Regions from separate parts of the Mus musculus genome. Here regions 1 and 3 are each linked to region 2. Evidence: chromatin loops called from intact Hi-C (ENCODE). Cell type or tissue: gastrocnemius. All regions are shown on one strand.

What was found. Peaks named below come from ENCODE experiments on the same cell type or tissue, not always from the same donor. Only the 100,000 strongest peaks of a DNase experiment are listed, where the experiment ranks them.
Region 1: it touches region 2 in a loop (6-fold over the local background); 26 of 42 quality-filtered maps call a loop at or near these places.
Region 3: a loop joins it to region 2, with 4 times the contacts of the local background. A loop is called at or near these places in 16 of 42 quality-filtered maps.

The regions. Positions count from the first base shown.
Region 1 is chr6:52,842,279-52,844,778 of GRCm38, forward strand. The region is part of intron 2 of Jazf1 (JAZF zinc finger 1); the gene reads right to left. Among named protein-coding and RNA genes, the nearest start is that of Gm52903, 23 kb to the right of the region's middle. In gastrocnemius, a CTCF peak has its summit at 943 (motif pointing right); a DNase peak (open chromatin) is centred at 971.
Region 2 is chr6:52,918,051-52,920,550 of GRCm38, forward strand. All of the region lies in intron 1 of Jazf1 (JAZF zinc finger 1), which reads right to left. Among named protein-coding and RNA genes, the nearest start is that of Gm52903, 53 kb to the left of the region's middle. In gastrocnemius, no CTCF peak of the experiment used is centred here; DNase peaks (open chromatin) are centred at 1,161 and 1,617.
Region 3 is chr6:52,661,848-52,664,347 of GRCm38, forward strand. No RefSeq gene overlaps it. Among named protein-coding and RNA genes, the nearest start is that of Hibadh, 23 kb to the left of the region's middle. In gastrocnemius, a CTCF peak has its summit at 1,346 (motif pointing right); no DNase peak of the experiment used is centred here.

The sequences.
Region 1 (2,500 bases), 76 kb before region 2:
TGTCCTATCACTACCACCTCAGTCCCTTGAGATCGTCTTTCACAGAACTCAGGAGATCCTGCTTGCCTGTGAATCTGAACTCAGTTATGCTCCTGCAGCAAACACTCTTACACAGTGAGCCTCCTCCTCCTCTCAACAGATGCTTTAGACAATAAGAGGATTATTAGCATATAAACATCTCACGCTTTTACAGGTTAGCAGGGTTTGGTTGTACATAGGTATTTTGGCATATGTGCCTATTAGGCATTATTTGTGAATAGTAAACTAAATTCCCATCAGAGGAGACCCCAACTATCCCGGCCACTGGAGGCACAGTATCTTCATTTTGAACGGACACTTGGGTGGCTCTTGGTGTTGAGGAAGAATTTTCTACAATACTCGGGAACCTATATTCCTATATATTTCATTACTGTAGCTGTAATGAAACACCATGACCAAGAGCAAGTAAGGGAGGGAAGGTTTGTTTGGCTTACACTTCCTCAATACACCACTTCCTCAATTACACTTCCTCAATACATCACTTCCTCAATACCGCTCATCACTGAAGAGAGTCAGGGCGGGCACTCAGGAATGGTGGGATCCTGGAGGCAGGAGCTGATGCAGAGGCCATGGAGGGGCGCTGCAGACCAGCTTGCTCCTCATGGCTTGCTCAGCCTGTTTTCTTATAGAACTCAGGGCCACCAGCCCAGGGACGGCCCTACCCACAATGGGCTGGGCCCTCCCAACTCATCACAAATTAAGAATATGCAATATAGGCATAGAGACATGTTAGAGACTTTTTTTTTGGTCCTAAACTGTCTATTGGGTATGAATTTTACAATATCCGTGTATTAGCAGTAATGGTGGAGCTGCAGAGTATTGCGCCTTCCCCAGGCTGCACAGCAAAGAGCCACCAAATCCCCTAGGGATTTAGAGCTTGTGGCCCTTTCCAAGGCCATGCCTCTGCATCCAGCAGATGGCAGCCCACACATCTCCCTGTGCTTGTGAACTGGTTTGGTGACCCGCTGGGTGTCTGGATTTCTTCTGAGAGCTTTCTGGAACAAATCAATGAGGACAGGCTCAAAACACTTACATGTGGAATCTTCACCAACCCAGTCGGAATTCAGGATTCTCAACACCCCACAATGGTATCCAGCTCTCTCAGAGCAGACTCAAGGCTTTGGGCAAATTCAGCTGTTTAACACCCTGATGGACAGGATTGCTGTAAGTTGCACCCTTAGGAACTGTGCAATTGCAACCAACAAGGTGGACACGAATCCTGTAAATGACATAACCTTGCTTAGCCTTGTATCTCGGACTTCACAGGAGCCCTGTGCAGCACAAAGAGCTGGCGGTATTGCCAGCAGCGGACCCTCATAAGAAAGAGCATCACATGGGACTGCTTCTTCCTCCATAGCTCCTGGATGTATTTGTATGTACCCATCTTGGCTGACAGCTGTCGCCAGAGAGAGGTGGAAGCATTTTCTTATTTGAAGTTGCTTCCTTGCAGATGACTTTAGCTTGTGTTAAATTGATATAAATCTATCCAGCACACATTGAAAGCTGAGCATTAAGTGATAAGTCTCAAAAAGGAATTGATGCCACCACTTGGTCAAGGGAAGCTGGTCTGGGGACAGTATGGCATGTATCAGTGCTCCTTTGTGCCAGCTGACATGACTGGGGATCTGGAGGATGACATCTCATAGCATTATCACAACGGGACCAGAGCCCTGTATGAGCTCCATCGCAGTGTGGCATGAGCAGATCTGCAAGCTCAGCCCCATGGCCTCTAATCCTTGGGTGTACCTTTACCGGAACATTGTAAGAAAGATGGCAAAACAGCTGCTCAGGATCTGGCTTCCCCTTTCCCCTCAGCCTAATAAGAGACTAGCCTTTCTGGCTGTGTATGTTAAGAAGGTAGCCGACTTTTTGCTAAGGCTGTATTAGGGCCCCACTAGTTAAAAAAAACAAAAGACTTCACGATATCAAAACCACAAGCTCAGTATTCTGTCATCTGACATCTCATTCATTAGTTTGCAAGTAACACACATTCCACAAAGAATCTGTCAATGCAGATAAAGGCCCCATGGTGCACACAATTTGGTTAGTGGCTTTCATATAAGAAAAGCATTAGGAGGCTCATTTTACAGACAAGGATGCTGAAGGCTAGGGAACTACGTGGTTAAGAGGATGCTCTTGGGACAAGGAGTTCAAGCATCCTTTTAGCCTGGCATCCTTTGTAGTGTACTTATGAACCTGGACCATAGGGGATTTGAGATTCAGGCTTAGTGGCAGGAGGCAGTAGAGGTAGGGTTTCAAGGCAGAAGAATGCATCCTTCCACTTTCTATAGGAACATCCGACTTGCTGTTCAGAATCCTAGGATACTGAGTCAGATACTGGTCAGATCCACTTCTGGAAACTAGATTTTCTTTCCCTCAAATCAGTTTTCAAGGAATCCCACAATGAAGTCCATATTACTGTGGGTTCTCAGAGGGATAGGGAGGCTACCCCCCAGGAGAG
Region 2 (2,500 bases):
TTACCTTAGCAACACCCACTCAATAGATTTCAGGTTGATCTAAGGAACAGCTAGCTCTAGGAGAGCTGCAGCTAGAGCTTGCATAGAGCCTTCCCCTGTGTGGGCAGTCCCCCCAGCCAACCCTCCCACCGCCCTCATTAACTTGTATGTCAATGTCCTACCCCCGCACCCGCAATGCACCATGGACTTTAGTCTCTCATGGGAAGAGAATGAATAAGTTGGTGTAACATTCGTAATGTGGTCCCTGTGCTATAGCCAGAACTCTTGTTCAACAAACGTTTGAGCAAATGCTTGATTGGATTTGTGTGTGTCTGTCTGAAGCATGGTCTTACTTTATAGTGAAGGTTGATCTAGAACTCATCATGTACACCAGGTTGGGCCTGAGTTTGCAGCAGTCTGCCTGAGTGCTGCAATTATAGGTGTGAGCCCAGCTCTGGGATGGAGTCTTAAGGCTCCCGTGGTTTGTTTTCTGATATGGACATCTGAACAACAATGACATGGCTTCTTTCCCCACCAGCTTTTTGGAAAAACAGACTCAAGTCCAAATCCAGGCTCTGCTGCTACTTTGTTAGTTGACTGTGGGAAGGAGGCTGACGGTGGGTTCATCCTTCCACAGTAAAGAGCTGTTCTAATCTGCCTAACACTTCGAGAGGAAATGACCTTCTGGATGCTGCCCATGAAGCCTCTGCAAGTACATAGTCTTTCCCTCAGGTGCCATGCCCACCTTTGCTTGGCGAGTATGTTTCAGGTTTCTTTTCCTATGGGTTAAGCTAGAAAAAAAGGAAGAGGAGGAGGGCACACTGTGGATGGGGCAAGGCTAGTAATTGTTAGCAGATATCATTTTCTCCCATCCCATCAAAACCTTTTTTGGGAAGAGATTAAACTATGCTATAATTCATATAATTTTGTGAAAACTTGAATACATATGTTGATATAGAATTGACATAGGAGGACTCAGGGTTATGTGTGGTATAAGTAAGAACTAGGAAAGTAGTTTAATTTGGAGAGTGTAGGAAAAGCTTGCTGTGGAGCTACATGACAAGTGTGCAGGGACACGTGGCACATAGCTAATGCTGTAGTGTGCAAGGCCCTGGCAGGAGAGCCAATAACTGGGCTTCTCAGGAGTTAGAACCAGAGGCACACTTTTAATTCTGACATCCAGACTGGTGCCATAGTGACACCTTGTGGCCACAGGCTTCATGACATTGACATGCATGTATAACTACTTTTTAACTTTAAGGCATGGAAACACAAACGTTTTCTTAACCACAAGTTCACTGTTTCCCACCAGGAGATAAGAATCAAGAGAATCTGGTCACAGCTTGCTGGTGACACTCGTTCCAACAGAGGACTCTTAGTGACAGTTTTCAAGCAGTTGCAGCTCTCCGCTGAACACTTACCTGGCACCTGAGACTTGGGCAGGAGTTACTAAAGCTTGTTGGTTGTTTTAAAACTGCACCTGGGGCCCCCGAGTACCAGTCAACCCTGCCCCCTCATGAATTCTAAGAGCAGTAAGGAGGAAATAAAGAAAAACCTAACATGAGTCTTTGGAATTTCAAAATTAAATTTCTTTATACAACCATACCCTGGGGCTCCACAGTGATGGAAGCGGGCCAGCAATCACCGTCCTGCAGGATCCCATATGATGCTGAGCACTGGCTGTACTCGAAGCACTCGTGGGATCCTGGTGGACTCTGGATGGCTCATGCCAACAGGAACGAACGGCCCCAGCATCACAAAGCAAAGAACTAGAGGGCAGCTGACTTGAGAGGGGACCCAGAAAGGCTCCAATGTAGTGGATGGCAGTTGGTCTTTAGTACAACAGTTTGAGGCCTGTGAGGGCAAAGCTACCTACCTCTGGAGTCAGACAAGACAGGATTTGATTTATATGCCATAACCATCTGAGAATCTTCAAACCCTTCCTCCTTTGAAACCAGGGCTTCTATTGTGGTTGTGAGGAATGAATGAAGTTGTTGGAGAGTCAGAACATACGACGAACACAGACATGGTAGTGATGGTAGCTATTAGTTAGAGAGCGGGGGCAGTGCAGAGACAGGGAAGGCCACTGCCTCGGATGACCTTAGGAGCATGTGTACAGTGGACACGGGAATGCCTGGAGAGCACATGGAGCGCTGGGCTCATCCAGCAACCCCTGAGCTCCCACAGCCCGTGGTCTCAAACCGCAAATCGGCTGCCACCAACACACTGGTTTATTGTTGTTTTTGGTTTTAAACTGTTACACTTATTTTGCTGCTTAAAAAATATCTACTTAAAAAGTAGGAAATCTAGAAAACTATGAGAAACAAGGACCCTACAATGAACGGTCCAAAAGTTCAGTCTGTGCACTTTGCTGTACACTTCTTTCTAGTCTTCTCTAGTATTTTTTAAAAAATGGCACCAGGATTCATACTGTAAATAATTATAACCTAAAGGTTTCTTTCCATATTTTACCATTCATAAAACACTTCCTAATTCTTGGTTAGTACAAAGCTATGTCTGA
Region 3 (2,500 bases), 260 kb before region 2:
AGTAACAGCATGAACCTTTTAAAATTGTTATTAGCGCGTGGGCTGTTTTTAGATGAGGTCTTGCTTATATTGCCCAGGCTGGCTGCACAGTCCTCTTGTCTCAGCTTCCCAGATGCTAGGCTTACAGTGCGTGCTATCATACCAAACAGTTCAGTTAGAAGCACTCATACATCTATTAGTCGATTTTCTGTTGCCCTGATAAGATAAACTATGACCAAGGCAACTTAGTAAGAAGTTTAATTTGGCTTTGGTGGACAGGCATAGTAGCAAGTGACAAACATGCCAAAAGGAGCAGAAAGCTGAATCCTCGCATCTTCAACTGGCAGCACGAAGCAGAGAGAGGGACCTGGAAATGGTTTGAGGTTTCTTCATGGACACACCTCCACTAGCAAGGCCACATTTCTCAAACCTTCCCAGACAGCATCTCCAACTTAGAACCAAATGCTCAAGCATCTGAGCATCATAAGAGGGAAATGACTAGAACACAGGATGACTCAGGACTCAGGATGGAGCCCTGCTAGTTTGGAAGTGAGTCCGGTGAAATGCTGTATTACTCATATTCTGTTGTTATTTTATTTGCTTGCTACATTGCATTATTAGCAATTCATAGTAAACAGAACCTAAACATAGTGATGGAATAGTAAATGTTGAAGTGATCTCTTCATGAAAAGTGTACGCACATACACTTATGTATCTATTTGCCTTTCTATATGTAAGTTTATTAGAAATCTTATAATGTAAACATATACACACACATACATATATATGCACTTGGGGTTTGTTTTTGCTGTTGTTTGTTGTTTGTTTGTGTGTTTGGTTTTTCTGTTTTTGCCAAACTTGTGTTTCTGTGGCCAACATCTGGCTGCAATGAATTACGATTTGAAAACTGGAGCTGCATCCTAGTCTGTGCGCTTTCCCCCATAAATCTATTGTCATTAAATCTGACATGTGTATTTTATTTTTCTACGGGGTTTTAACAACCAGCTTGCAAAATTCCTAAAATTTTATAACCAGCTTTCGAAACTTGGTACAAGCCAAGTCTAGTATACTATGGCTCATAAGCCCTGCTCCTCCAATCTGGGAGACAAAATGATACTGTGATTCAAAGAGAACTTTTCTGGGGCCAAAATCATGCCTTTCTCCTTAGTAATTTCCTTTCCAATCCTCCTCTAGTCATCCCCCATCACCCGGTCTAAGACAGACATGGACCTCAAGGACTGTCATTGATTGATCAGCCTTCCTTGTAATCCCTCCAGAAGAGGAAACCCAGAGACTCACCTCTGTTAACTAAAGTGGCTGGGGCCAAACTACTCCGGTATCACAGCCACATGGTGGCACTATTGAAACATGGGTGTCGCTGCTGCCTAAGTACCCTTCTACCCTTCCACTCCCACCATTGAGCACCCCACTTACTGTCCTCAATCTTGCAAAGCTTCCCAGTGAACCCACATACTTCTCTTCCACAAGCCTAGTTCCTTAACCGGCTTACATGTAGCTCTTTTCTGTTCAGGAAATGCCGAGTTCAAAAGGCTCATGAGTATTCTGCATGCTTGGAATTTATATAAACAGGCTCCTCTGGTGACATCTGTTCTGACAACTTCTCTTTCTACCGCCCCTCCCCCTCCCCCCTCTTTAACTGCCCAGTGCTGGGGACTGAGATCAGGGTGTATGCATACCAGATGAACACTAACCACTGAGATGCACCCCCAGTCAAGATCTTCATGTGAGGATGTCACTCTACAGTCCAAGCTAACCTTAAGCTCATGATCCATCTGCCTTAGCTTTCTAAACGCTGAGACAATTTTGATATCTGAGTTTTAGGTTTTGTCATCTGTATACCACAAGGAACCTCTCTCTGTCTTAGTGTCTCTGAATATTGATTGGCCCAAGGCTGGAGAAGCTCAAGCCTTCCTTATTATTTGTATCTTTCTATCTTGTTGAGTTTGTTTATTTATCTACTTATTTATTTGTGTGTGCAAGTCATAGTATGGCTGTTCTCTCCTTCTACTATGTGGGGCCTGGGATCAAACTCAAGTTGTCAGGCTTGGTGGCTATGAGCCTCTACTTGCTGAGCCACACAGCACTGGTCCCATGTCCTTCTGCCTTTCACTGTTCGTTTTGTCTGAGTGGCCTGCAAGGCTCTGTTCCTCATGAGATGGCATGAACCTCCATTGTTTTCCACTTGCCATAAGAAATCTGACAAAAAGAACACTTTTGTGTTTTGTCAACTTCATTACAACGTTCTCAATCCCATTTAATTATCCCCAGGAAGGACCCTTAATTGCCCCAGTTGGGTCATATATCTACTTCTGGATCAGAGAATGGTCATAGAGATGAAGCACTAAGAACGATTAGATCTGCCCTCCTCCCTGACCCACCCATCTAGTTTTGTGATACGTGGAGAATGAACAGCATCTTGGAGCTTCAGGGAACAGAGTGGAGTCACACTCTTGTGACACATCATGCGACATGTGAGAAGACAATCAACGCTAAGAAAACC